Linked DNA regions of Mus musculus: regions 1, 3 and 4 are each linked to region 2. A link is a loop called in an ENCODE intact Hi-C map of the cell type or tissue named here. Cell type or tissue: heart. All regions are shown on one strand. Each heading gives the region's core, and the rest is flanking DNA. Links, peaks and the distances in the headings are about the cores only.

Region 1 (3,296 bases), core at 564-3,063, 180 kb before region 2:
ACAAGGCAGGAGGCCAAGAGCCACACCCATGTTGCACTCTGACCTCCACATGTACACCATGACACACGTGTGAAACACGCACATAGGCACACACACTTTTGAATGTAAAATTGTCAGCCCCTTTCCAGGGTTTTTGCAAGGGATTTGTGGCAGCACACAGAAACTGTCTTTATTGGGGGCTGGAGAGGTGGCTCAGCGGTTAAGAGCACTGATTGCTCTTCCGAAGGTCCTGAGTTCAAATCCCAGTAACCACATGGTGGCTCACAACCATCTGTAATGAGATCTGACTCCCTCTTCTGGTGTGTCTGAAACAGCTACAGTGTACTTACAATCTTAAAAAAAAAAAAAAAATTCTCACCCACTACTCATACTCCAGTACCATATATGCATGTTCAGTCCCCTATGGTCTGGGTGAGCATCCTCCAAAGGCCCATTCATTAAAGACTTGGTCTCCAGCTGTTGGCACTACCAGACAGCAGCAGAACCTCGAGGAGGCAGAGTCTGCTACAAGGAAGCTTCTGTCAGTAACACGTGACCTAGAAGGAGACACTGGGCCCTCAGCCTGTGTCTCTGTGCTTCCAGGATGCCAGGAAGTAAGATGACCTCTCCCATCATGGTCTTCCCCTCTTCAATTTTCTCTTCCACCGCTCTCTCCCGCCACGACGAGCATAATGACCACAGGCCATAAGCAAAGAATCCCACGGCTGAGCCCAAGAAAATCCTTCCCCTTTAAAAGCTGACCATAGCAAGAAAGGCCAGCAACACTGACAAAATGCTGCAGGAACCCAGAATTCATATTTTTCAATCTACTTATTTTATACACAGGAGTGTTCGCTTGCATGCACACTGTACAATATGTGCTATGTGTGCCTGGTGCCGAGGGAGGTCAGAATACAGTGCTGGATTCCCTGAAACGGAAATTATGGACAGTGGGGAGCTATTAGGGAATTGAACCCAGGTCCTCTGCAACGAGTGCTGTTAGCCACTAGCCATCTCTCCAGCCTTAGAATCCATACTATCAGATCTATGCGGAACCCTCTTTGCTTGGCAATCGATTAACACACCTGTTTCTTGTGGACCGCCCAGGCAGCCCAGAGCTTAAAGAAGTGAGTATGTGTGGTCGGCAGAGCGGGAACTTCCGGCACTGTTTAAACACCAAGGCTATTTGATAACGGTGAAAAAGGACCAGCTGCTGTATGTCGACTGCTTAGGTTAGTCAAGGGAAATAAGTCAACTAAATGAATTGCCAATATGCAGAATATTTTACACAATTCGAGAAGGAGCTGGTGTCACCCAATTCAGACTAAATTTCATTTCCCGATAACTATTTAAACAGTCTGGATGTTATTTAGTTTGGACAGGCGAAGGTGGGGGCGGGGGGCATCAAATTTACTAAAGGTCTAAAACTGGTTTTTAACAAAGAGGGGGAGAGAAAGCGAGAGCATGGCGGACAGCCTCCGCTCACATGGTTCAATAGCAGCTCCCGGTGCATGGTACTGGGATACCATGGATACCGGGAGAGGGGTTGCGTGGTGAGCATCCAAAGGGAATGCATGGTGCACCCGGAGGAGGGGTGCGCGGTAAGCACGGGAGGAGCCAGCACCAGTACCCGGTTTAGTTTTCATGATCCCCATGAGAGGATCCACTTTGGGATTGGGTCCGGGGGCTCAGGAGGGTCAGGCTTGGAAAGGCCCCACAGAACCCTGTCCCGCTTCACTACGCCCCGGAGCCTACCTGGCGACCACCAAATCCGGCTCGCATTCCAGGACGCCTGCGCGGCCGGAAGCGGTCGGAGACGAGCGTGAGGCTGCCTCCTGGTGGCCGCCTCTTGCCTTACAGTGGACGCCCGCGCCAGCGTAGGCGCGGTCATCCATACCCTGGTCCTCATTTCCTCTAGCCAAACTGGTGAAGGCCAGGCTGCAACAGCAAGGTTGAGCCTGGGACTGGGGACCTCAGAGGGGCTGCTTCCTGATCTACAGCTCTACACTCTCTGCAAAGCGGTGGCTGCCAAAGAGTGATCCTCAGAAAAGCAACACGAGCAAATCGCAGAGTGAGGCTCAGTGCACTGATAATGCCTCTGGCTTTGAAAACTATGTGACTTTGGAGCTTTGGCCTGAGACGCCAAGCTGCGCGTCACAGATTTCAGGGCCAAACCTCAAGTCATGCGAAGGCTGGAAGGTCTCAGCGTGCTACACTAGTATTAGTACTGGAAGTGAAATGGGAGGGGTAAGGTTGGGAAATGGAAAATCAGACATATCATCTACTTCTAAACTGATTTATTTTCCAGATTTGAAATCAAAACATACAGTGTGTGGGTAAAAACAAAAACCATCTATGTTTATTATCCAAACTCTAAGCATGCTAAAGAACCCAGAATCTTGATCTAGGAAGCACTAGAGGAACCGACAAAACTCCCTTCAAAGAATCCCTGTAAGCAACTTTTGCTTCTCAGACTGACAAATGCGTTTGTGTGTGGTGTGCCAGAGAACTCAAAGGCCAGGAGTGATAGATAGACTTGCTGGTAATTGTGGTCCCCCAGATACCAATGCTATATGAACTAAACTCAGGTTCTGTGGGGCCATCTCTCCAGCACCAGGGCTATTTATAGTAGAAAATATACCTGGATGTATAACAGCAAGTATTTCAGAAATAAATTATAGGCATTATATAAAAAACACCATTAAGAACACTGTTTAATGAATAGTTTCAGTTTGTGAAGCTTTAAAACTTCTGGTGATGATGGAGGTAATGGTTGTAAAATAATGTGAATATATTGGATGCCACTGAAATAAACACTTAAAAATGACTCAGATACGGGCTGGAGAGACCCCCTCAGTAGGTAAGAGCATTGGTTGCTCTTCCAGAGAACCTGGGTTCCTGGCATCCACTTGGCAGCTCACAACCACCTGTAACTGAGTTCTAGAGGATTAGACCTCCTCCGCTTCTGCCCTCTGAGGGCACTGCACACACGTGGTGCTCAGACATATAAGCACGCAGAACACCCAGCCACATAAAATAAATTCCAAAGCAACCTGTTACAAAAGGACTAAAATCAGGAGGTGTGTTATATAGAGTTTGCTATAATAAGTGATGATGCTGCAGGGGGCCACAGAGATGGCCAGCAGGTCAGCGTGCTTGCCACCAAGCCTGACCATCTAAGTTCAGTTTCCTAGGACCCCTCCTAGGGGAGGGGAGAAGGATTCTCACCATGTCATCCTTAGATCTCCAAATGCACACGCATGGACACACACACACCAAATAAACGTGACATTAGGTGATGCTGTGATGATGCATCC
Region 2 (3,296 bases), core at 297-2,796:
TCATAATATGCCAGTTATGATATATAAGAAATAGTTGATAAAAATCATACTGAAATCTATTCTAGAGAACTATATCAGGAGGAGAAAGGGCGGGGGCCTTAAAAATGCTTATAGCCAAAGTTAACTTTCTATGAGAGAAGTTTAAAGATCATTTAGATGTAACATACCACACAGCAGCATAAAACGGGCACCTTTGATGAGGTGGAAAAATACTAAAAGCTAATTCTCTTTTTCCAAGTACAGAGAGCATGGGTACTTTCTACCATGGAGGTGTTATCTGTCCCCGTGACACAGAGTCACAAAAGACAGCCAACCCTTGGCTTTAAGGGTCTCTCTCTGATATCTTTAAACTTTACCATGGGCGGGCAACTCAGTGCCTATGATTGAGTAGAATCAAGCTGACAGAAGACGCTGCCTTTATAGATGTCTAACCTAAAACCCTCCCTGGATAGACTTGGGGTGACTAGCTGCTTGGAAACCTGAGCCCACAATTAGTTTAGCTATGCCTACAGAAGGAGGAAGACAACCTGAAGAACGTAATAGTCTTGCTCCTATAAAGAGACCTGGTAGCGTAATCTAAAGATTATATGACACAAGAAGATCTTGGTTCCTTTGTAGGTTGAATCTCTAATATTTGCTTTCACCATTCCCTTTCACTGTTTTTCCTTAATATATAGTCTGTAAGTCCATATGACATTCTCCATCCAGATAGGAGGCAAGGCACAGTAGGAATGAATGTATTTCCGTTTTTAAAGAGGGCTGCCTGTCAGGCTGCCTGGACTATAAAAGCCACATTATAATTTACCACACGCAATCTTAAGTACCTGGTTAAGAACCTGTAATCTACAGGGCTTGGTGGGGGCAGAAACAAGGCAGACAGCGAGCATGGGGCAATGAATTCTCAAGAAGAGAAAGAATACTCCAGTCGGAGAAAAACAGCTTTGGAAATGCCGGCAGACGGAGCAGGTATCAGGAGTCAGAATAGCCTGCACACCCAGCCTCCAGCACAGACTGTCCCCAACTATTGTACCTGCCATCTGCAGGAGCTTGCCCAGTTCCTGGCAATATAGCCTTTAGGTCCTACTCGGGATATGCCTTCCCAAGTTTTCCCCGGGCTACTGCAAATTCACTGAGTTTTCCGAGTCTAGCCATTGGCTACATCGGGGTTTGGTGAGACAGCTTGTTCTTTGCTGAAGTCTCTGCACCTACTGAGTATTAGTGAGCGAGTAAGTGGACTAGCTCTGATCTCCACGTTCATAAGTGCTAGATGATAATATTCAAGCAGAGGAGGAACCTTACTTAGCTAGTGGGCTCAGCAAAGACCCGGATGTTTTCATTTATGGTCTTCTTCTGCCCTCTGCTGGCTGGTGTTGGGAATACCCAGGACTCCAATGTTCTACAACGCTCAGAAAAGGGAAGCATTTGCTGGAATCCAACTGTACAGCCAATCTCACCTTCTCCACACATGTGCACACAGTTTTTACACTGCGGCATATTGTGACTACACCGAAACTTGCTTATCATAATAAGCAAATAAAAAAAACATACATAAAAGAACACACTTGTTATAGCTCTCACAGGGTCAGAAATGACATTTCCTATGATCTAAGAGTCTGAGACTTAGAATGTATGTTTCGGTGGCTTAAAACACAGTGGCTTGCTCATAATCTCATGTTCCAAAAACTGTAAACATTTTGTAAGTTTGGTAAGAATTGTTCTCAGCTTTTAAAAACGGTGAGATCCTATGCAACACAACCCAGGGAATCCTCCCATTTGGCTATCCTACTTTTGAAAAATAATATTTTTCATCTTCATGAAAAAAAATTGCTTGCACCTTTAGAAATTTCATTTTGCTGTAGACATTTGGGGAGAAAATGTTCAAAAGTAAGCCTGGGATTTCCTTGGGTCAAGAAGTGTCCAGCAGCCGGGCATGGTGGCGCATTAATCCCAGCACTTGGGAGGCAGAGACAGGTGAATTTCTGAGTTCGAGGCCAGCCTGGTCTACAGAGTGAGTTCCAGGACAGCCAGGGCTACACAGAGAAACCCTGTCTCAAAAAAAAAAAAAAAGTGTTCAGTAAACTCTAGAAGGACCCAGTGTTTCCACAAAGAAGGCTTAGAATTCGTTTTCGCTTTGCGGAATGCACGTGCTATGGGCCCCTATATCTGTCACAAGGGGAGAATGTGAGGGCCTTGCTTCCCTGATCCCATGGGGAGTGCCGGGCCCCCTGCTGCCATGCTGAAGCAGACGTTTGACATGCACACTTGAAGTTTCTGTTTGTCTCACCTTCGATGGGAAGGGTGCAATACTGACTCCCTTCCAGCTTTGCGGGGCCAAGGGATGGGACCTATCCCAGCTCCCCCAAATCCACCTTGGGTCTCTCTCTGCCTTGAAACTGTTTATCCTTTAATTCTTTGGGAATCTTTCTGTAACTGAGTTGTAACATTGTGTTTGTTTTGTTTTGTTTTGTTTACTTTTTGTTTCCAGAAGGGTTGGTTCTTGCCAGCTGCGGTGACTGTGGACTGTGACCACCTGTCCTCTCTTTCTTCCTTTCTTTCTTTCTTTCTTTCTTTCTTTCTTTCTTTCTTTCTTTCTTTCTTTCTTTCTTTCTTTCTCTCTCTCTCTCTCTCTCTCTCTCCCTCCCTCCCTCCCTCCCTCCCTCCCTTCCTCCCTTCCATCCTTCCTTCCTTCCTTCCTGTCTCCCTTCTATCCTTCCTTCCTTCCTTCCTTCCTTCCTTCCTTCCTTCCTTCCTTCCTTCCTCCCTCCCTCCCTCCCTCCCTCCCTCCCTCCCTCTCTTTCCTTCCTTCCTTCCTTCCTTCCTTCCTTCCTTCCTTCCTTCCTTCCTTCCTTCCTGTCTCCCTTCCTTCCTTCCTTCCTTCCTTCCTTCCTCTCTCCCTCCCTCCCTCCCTCTCCTTCCTTCCTTCCTGTCTCCCTTCCTTCCTTCCTTCCTTCCTTCCTTCCTTCCTTCCTGTTTCCTTCCCTCCCTCCCTCTCCTTCCTTCCTTCCTGTCTCCCTCCCTTCCTTCCTTCCTTCCTTCCTTCCTTCCTTCCTTCCTTCCTTCCTTCTCTCTCTCTCTCTCTCTCTCTCTCTCTCTCTTTCTTTCTTTCTTTCTTTCTTTCCTTCACTATTAGGTGTTATCCATCTTGTTCTTTGATTTATTTTCTATACTCAAGAGTATTAATTATTGAATTAATTAGTATTCACCAATTCACTAATTGCACACAAAGTCATTGTATGGATCTTATTTCTGTGATTACTTTATGGGGGACAGACTGGGCTAGTCTGAGCTGTGTGTTT
Region 3 (3,296 bases), core at 558-3,057, 150 kb before region 2:
TTTTCACTGTAGATGATCTGGACCACTGGGTTAGGGCCGTCATTCTGGGGCACTGGGTCTATATCAGCCCATTCTGCTCTGTCCCTGAAAACAGACATGTTCCCCATGATTATATGCAAACATGTTAGACGAAAAACAATTCTGGTGCTTTTTTGTTTTTTGTTTCTGTTTGTTTTTAATTGGTAATAATCATTCAATCAAATGGAGATCTTAATGGTTGGACATACACAAGGCACACACACACATACAGTAAAATACTTTTCTTTCTTTCTTTTTTTTTTTTTTTTTTTTTTTTTTTTTGGTTTTTCGAAAACAAGGTTTTCTCTGTGTAGCCTTGGAACTTGCTCTGTGGACCAGGCTGGTTTTGAACTCACAAAAGATCCACCTGCCCCTGCCTCCCGAGTGCTGGGACTAAAGGTATGCACCACCACCAACTGGCTGAAAACGCCTATTTTTAAAAAATAAAAGTTAATAAATCAACAATTTCAAATTTATGGTGTGGCAAAATGTGGTCTTCTAGAAAGTATCCAAGGTTTAACTTAAAAATTAGCCTCCCCCATTTACTTAGTAAGATTCTGGAGTTAGTATTTTTTTTTTAAACATGCATTTTAGTAGGAACTAACCTTTTAAACTCAAATTAGGACTGGGGATGTATCTCAGGAGGTAGAACACAGGCGCAAAGTCCTACATGTGATACTTCAACACTCCCCCCAAAGTCCAAGGAAGCATTATGAGTTATTGTCACTACAGAGGGACTTGTTAGGCAGAGGGAGGGCCTGGCATGTGGAGATGCCTGCCTAGCATGAGGGAGAGAAGGCTCTGGAATCTGACAGTTGCCTAAGCCAGAATATTAGCTTTACAACTTCCTGTGTGAAGTCATTAATCTGCCTGGATGTTGGTTTCTTCATTTATAAGATGAAGATAATGTTACCAGTCAACTTTGGAAGGCAACTTTGAGAAGGAATAATTTTGAGTACTTAAAACCTGCATAGCATACTGTATGCATGCTAACAATCCAGGGAACAGTCTCAAAACAACAGTATGACTGCAACAACTGGCACTTCTGGAGACTTCCATGAACTGCTCAGTGTGGCCAGCCTTGACTTACATTCTTTTCTTCTTCTCTATACTAATCAGTTACTGACAGCAGACATTTGTGGTACGCAGTTAACCTTGAAATTGCATCCCTTATGTAAGAATATGGGGAAAAGAATGACCTGCTAATTTTATATATATATATATATATACATATGTATGTATATATGTATATATATATATCCTATAGTTTGGAGAGAGGCACGGCAAACACGGTCATTTAGTTCTTCGGAAATCAGCCATCCGAAGAACATAATTCATAAATCAGAGGAAAGTTCTGAAGCTATGGGACCCCACAACCAATCTCAAGTCATCCAACTGCAGAAACCTCTATAATGCCTTTCACTCATTCCTGAAAGCCTGGCAAATGAGTCACCTAAAGGGTTTAGGTAGAACTACAAAAAACAGTAAGTACTTTTTGACAAGGAACTAGGGGACATGGAAAGGAAGACAGAAGGGATGTGCACAGTGGCCAAGATGAAGGAAAGGCAGGAAAGTTCTCTCCAGGCAGCAGAAGGCACGCAAAGGCCCGACAGTGTTTGTAAAGAGCAGATCTGGCCGCTTAAGTGACATTATCCCATAGCGAGCTGTCAAAAGGGCGCCTTTCGGATGATGCACGGCTCTCAGCAGGGCAGCACTGCGGGACCACGGAAGTGTCACCGCACCCTAGCTTCAGAAGAGCGCCGCCGCAGCCTGCGGCCACCCGGGGCTGCGCGGCGCGGACTCGGAGGGCGCCCCCGTCCGCCGAGCTGCGTCGTCGTCGCTCGCACTCAGCCCCGGGCCTCTGGCGCCGCGGCCCGCAGGAGGGCGTTACCTGTACAAGACATAGGTGGGCGAGTCCAGGCTCAGAAACCCGTCGTCCATAGGGGACGCCGCCGCTTCCCCGGCCTCAGCCGCCATCTCTTCTTCCTGCGGCTGCTGTGCTGGCGGCGGCGGAGGCGGGGGCGGCGGCTGCTCCGGCTGTCCCGGCTCGCCGCCTGCCGCAGATTCCCCGACCCCCTCGGTGGCCGCCATCTCGCCTCCGTCCGCAGCAGAGGTGGTGGTGGAGGCCCCGCCCCCTCCGCGGCCCGCCCCGCCCCCGGCGAGGCCCACTTCCGGTTCCTCGGGTCCTACCATAGAGGCGTGGGGTAGAGGGCCCGGCCCGGAGGCCTGGCCTGAATACCTACTGTCCTCGCTGCTGTGTTTCCAGGGCCCCCTTCCCGAATGCAGGTTTTCAGAGGCCTTTAGGTGCTAATTGGCAAGCAGTGTTATTAGTTGTTGTTTCCTTTGTTGGGTAACTTTTCTGTTTCCTTGCTTTTGTTTCTTTTTCAACGCTTAGGATGGAACCGGAAGACTTGCACATGCTAGGCATGTGCTCTACCACTGAGTTACATCTCCAGTCCCCAGCGGCCCCCTTCTTTTGGACCATCTTAGGAGTGTGAAGAATTGCAAACGGTGCACAGCCAGCCACCTCTTTCCCCCCTCAGGCTTCCACTTTAACCTTAAAAGGGTCTTTACATTCTTTCACACTTTACATGTTTTTCAGTGCTAGGCGTTTATATAATCCTATAATAAAATAGCAGCATTTTATTAATCCGGGGGGTGTCTTTGGAATTAAATTTGGATCTGTGCAGAACTCCTTTCTAAATATAGAGAATAGATATATTCAATTAACAAATATTTACTATACAATAGGCACCAGGTTCATTCGCAGCAGCGCAAAGACCATAGTGTCTGGTCACCATATATTCTAGGGAAGGTTCTTAAATCAGAACCGATTGAGGCAAAGTGGGAATAAAAGAGACAAATGTCTTTATAAGCATACTGTCCTTTAATTAGAAAAAAATCCAAGGATGGTCATGGGCCTTGGAGGTTTTATAGGGTAGAAAAGGGACTTTTGGGATTCCAACAGAGGTCGGTATGTGATCTTAGCTGAAGTTTCCCCACATCCTAATAGCCCACAGGTGTTATCAGTCAAACCAACTTTTCTGTGCTGAGTTTCTCAGTGCAGCTGTGCTAGTGATCAAACCCAGGATTTAGAAATGCTAGTATTGGCTGGGCAGTGGTGGCACATGCCTGTAATCCCAGCACTTAGGCAGAGGGGCAGAGGCAGAGGCGCAGAGGCAGAGGCAGAGGGGCAGAGGCAGAGGGGCAGAGGCAGAGGGGCAGAGGCAGAGGCAGAGGCAGAGGGGCAGAGGCAGAGGCAGAGGGGCAGAGGCAGA
Region 4 (3,296 bases), core at 362-2,861, 970 kb before region 2:
CGAAATCTCTTTCGTCCTCTGAAGCTTCTCACCAGGACCTTTTTTTTTTTTTTTTTTTTTTTTTTTTTTTTTTTTTTGTCATCGCTGCCTTTCACACGCACAGACACACACACAAAAAGACTTCCCAATCAACCCTTTCCAGGGGCGTAAAAATTAATATCGCCCCACCCCCCAAACTAAGCCAATTCTAGCTATACTGTTCTTCTCCGTAGGCCTCTACCTGTCTGGAAGTCACTGGAAGCTGAAAATGCCGTCACCTGCCTTCCACAATCACACGTGTGACAGCTCAGCAGAGACCACCATTTCTCACCAGCTGCCAGGGACCTGTCATCACGCGATCCTCTTTTACCAAGGCTGCATTTTAGGACACTGCGGGGCCAAGAAGGGCGGTGGAGCGACTTCTTGCCCACAAGGGGAAAACGCTACAAATCGCACCTGGCCTTATCAACTGCCACTACCCGGTGCCGCTGCGTCGGAGCCGGGGTGTCGACGCTTCGAGAAAGCGACCCAGGCAAACCGGGATGCGCAGACTGCGGATTCGGGGCTGGGTTCAGAAAGCTTACAGCGAAGACAGAGGACGAAAAGCACACGGGCAGACAGAACATCCCGAACTTTCGGGTACACAGCGGGGACCCGGCTGCGGGCAGCAGAGCCGGGAACACGGTTGCGCGCACACAGCATTGACCGCGGTGGGAGGATGGCGCCCGCCTGCATCTCGGCTGGGATGCGGTGTACTTGCCTGAAACTCAGGGATTTGGTCTCGGCTTGCGAGTCCTCTTCCTCCTCGGGGTCGCCCTCGGGACCTCCGGCTTCGTCCTCTCCGGCGCCCGAACCGCGCACCGCGGACCACGTCCACTTGGCCCACTGCACGGGCGACAGGATCTGCCAGGGACTGAACGCCATGAGCGCGGCTGCCGCCCCTGCGGTGGGGGAACGGCGGCCTCTTCCTTCAAAATGGAGGGGCCTTGACAGGCGCCGGCAACGTCGCCGGCGACCCGCGGATGTGGCTCAACGAGCGCCGTCGGGCCGGGCGCAGCGCTTCCTCCCACGGCCCCGCAGCGCCGCTCGCCCCCGCTCCTCCGGGCCGCCGCGCCGAAGCTCGCCCCCGCGCGTGCCCGCTCGCCCGCCCGCTTCTTCCCCCGCCAGCCCTGCTCCGCGTCGCTGGGCTCTGGGGTCCGCTCCCGCCTGGAGCAGCCTCGGCCGCCGCGGAGCCGCGCCCCTGGAGCCGCCCCCTCGGACCGAACTACTGGCGCGGCGCGCGGGGGCGGCCGCTTGGAAGCGCGCTCCCCCCGCCGCGCTGGTCGCGCCCGGCCTTGGGCAGGGGCTGCTCGACCGCGCTCGCCCTCCCCGCGGGATCCGCGCCTGCCGCGCGCCGCGCGCCGCCGCCGTCCATTTCCGAGCGTGTGCGCGCCGCGGCGCTGTTCCTCTTCCCCTTTTATCTGTGTTTCCTGCCGCTAGGACTTAATGGCGTGGCTGAAGCTGCGCTGTACAGAAGTTAAGCCCCTTATTTAAAAACAAAACAACTCAGAACCTCTGTAGAGTGTTGTACCCGATCCTTGACACTGGTCAGCGCCATCCTTGTTACGCCCAGGATTTGGAAGGCTCCCAGGTTACAGAAGAATTGAAGTTGTCTTGCCCTCACCAAGCCACACTCATGAGGGCTCCGGAGTGCCCTGACCTGGGATAGATGCAAAATTGCCCCCTGATAAGACGGCCTGAGCCGTTTCCTGTTGTTCTTTCTTTTCATAACTTTAGGCTTTTTTCAGATAATTCCTGGGTCCTTGGTTTCTGATGTCCTTTGCTTCTTCAGTACAGAGCCATCAAGATCTGGTGACAGTCTTCAGAATAAGGCTTTTACCTCTGAAGGTGAAGAGAAGAATTTTCCCCCCTTTATCTTTGAAGGATTCCACTAAGAGACTGCCCCAGGTCCTCTCTCCCAGTGAATTCATTTCCTCCAAAGCCAAGTTTGAGACCATTAGCTCATCAGTGTGTTTTCCATAATACTGACATTTCTCAGTCTCAGAGAATCTGTGAGGTGGCTACAATTCCCACAGAGAGTGTGCCTCCAAAATTCAGAACAAAGTCAGGCGAAGATTTTCAGGATGCTCATGAGCTTACCCTGAAAGAAGCTGGCACCACGTCGTGTACTGCAGATGAATCACAAATGTCTTATACACTTCATAACAAAGACAAGCAAACATGTAAGATAAGGCTTGGCAGGTATCCTACCATAATAAAAAAAAAAAAAAGGCAGGAGTATACTTTAGAGCCCATTACTGCTTCTTGCCTGAGATAAACACGACTGTCAAAAGTGTTGAAAGACTTTTTTTTTAAAAATGTGAGCGGAAGTCATTTTGTTTTAGGTCTACAAGAACTATGCCAAGACTATCCAACTGTCGTTGTCTTGGGTTTATGATCAAGCAAATCTTCAGATTAGAAACCCCTGTAGCTTGAAAATAGTACCCATGTAAGTCCTTACCTGGGCTTGATCATTCCTCCTCCTCGAGACTGCTACCCTCTTTTTCCCTCCTCCCGATCCTCGTGTGCCTTGCATAGCTCCTGCACTCCAGAACTTCTCGGAATTACAGTTTGTCCCTCAGGGCTTTCTCTGCCTGGTTAATCCTGCTTCCCAAACCATCAGCAGCAGAGACCCAGATATAACCTTGATATGCCCAAGAACACCTAAGAGATGGTACAAACACAAGTCCACACTGGGGATGTACCCCAGAAGGGGCAGCATCTCCAGCAGGGCTCCCGGCCCTGAACTCCATTCCTAGCCCCGAAGCAAGAGGAAGAGGAGAAAAGGGACAGGGGTGTCTAGACAGTCTAATGACAGCCTCGGGGCATTGTCAAAGGGCAGACTTGGCAAACAATACTTAACGTAAGTCGACCATGGCTCTTAATTCCAGAACTCACTCTCTCTTTGCCTGCAGGGTTTTCTGCGTTCCTGAAATACACCTCTTCTCCCATCTGAACTCCAAGTTTCCCCGAAAGACCTCTGGCCTTGGCTGGTCAAACTTCTCTCGTCACTCAACTCAGTGACTACTGCGGGGAAACCAACTGGTCTATCTACACTTTCTACCCCCTTTATACATGAATATTCATACAGACCATTCTGTCTCACTTAGTTCTAAAACTAAGTGAAAAGGTGCATTGTTAGTAATGACACCAGAACAACAGACATAAGCCAAGACTGTCTCCTGATACAAGGTCACCCTACACTTAGCAGAACATGGGCAACATGTCTACTTTTGGACCATAAAATTCCAAAGGCCAGAGACCATGTCACGTTTATA

Evidence for each region. Peaks named below come from ENCODE experiments on the same cell type or tissue, not always from the same donor. Only the 100,000 strongest peaks of a DNase experiment are listed, where the experiment ranks them.
Region 1: a loop joins it to region 2, with 3 times the contacts of the local background. A loop is called at or near these places in 17 of 42 quality-filtered maps.
Region 3: it touches region 2 in a loop (3-fold over the local background); 12 of 42 quality-filtered maps call a loop at or near these places.
Region 4: a loop joins it to region 2, with 5 times the contacts of the local background. A loop is called at or near these places in 7 of 42 quality-filtered maps.

What each region holds. Positions count from the first base shown.
Region 1 is chr8:25,992,353-25,995,648 of GRCm38, forward strand. Pomk (protein-O-mannose kinase) reads right to left here and starts at 1,769. Exons shown (of 5, transcript NM_029037.4): 1 at 1,735-1,769. Gm31402 (a long non-coding RNA gene) reads left to right here and starts at 942. Exons shown (of 2, transcript XR_378826.3): 1 at 942-1,211. In heart, for the core only: a CTCF peak has its summit at 1,801 (motif pointing left); DNase peaks (open chromatin) are centred at 1,789 and 2,129; H3K4me3 peaks cover 1,295 bases; H3K27ac peaks cover 1,351 bases.
Region 2 is chr8:26,167,978-26,171,273 of GRCm38, forward strand. No RefSeq gene overlaps it. Among named protein-coding and RNA genes, the nearest start is that of Thap1, 11 kb to the left of the region's middle. In heart, for the core only: a CTCF peak has its summit at 1,373 (motif pointing left); a DNase peak (open chromatin) is centred at 1,334; H3K4me3 peaks cover 545 bases; H3K27ac peaks cover 617 bases.
Region 3 is chr8:26,013,472-26,016,767 of GRCm38, forward strand. It overlaps Fnta (farnesyltransferase, CAAX box, alpha), which reads right to left and starts at 2,139. Exons shown (of 9, transcript NM_008033.4): 1 at 1,910-2,139; 2 at 1-84. The coding sequence starts at 2,109. In heart, for the core only: CTCF peaks have their summits at 1,823 and 2,023; a DNase peak (open chromatin) is centred at 2,170; H3K4me3 peaks cover 1,551 bases; H3K27ac peaks cover 1,253 bases.
Region 4 is chr8:25,200,383-25,203,678 of GRCm38, forward strand. It overlaps Tacc1 (transforming, acidic coiled-coil containing protein 1), which reads right to left and starts at 1,160. Exons shown (of 13, transcript NM_177089.5): 1 at 740-1,160. The coding sequence starts at 903. In heart, for the core only: a CTCF peak has its summit at 1,446; DNase peaks (open chromatin) are centred at 479 and 1,299; H3K4me3 peaks cover 1,629 bases; H3K27ac peaks cover 1,729 bases.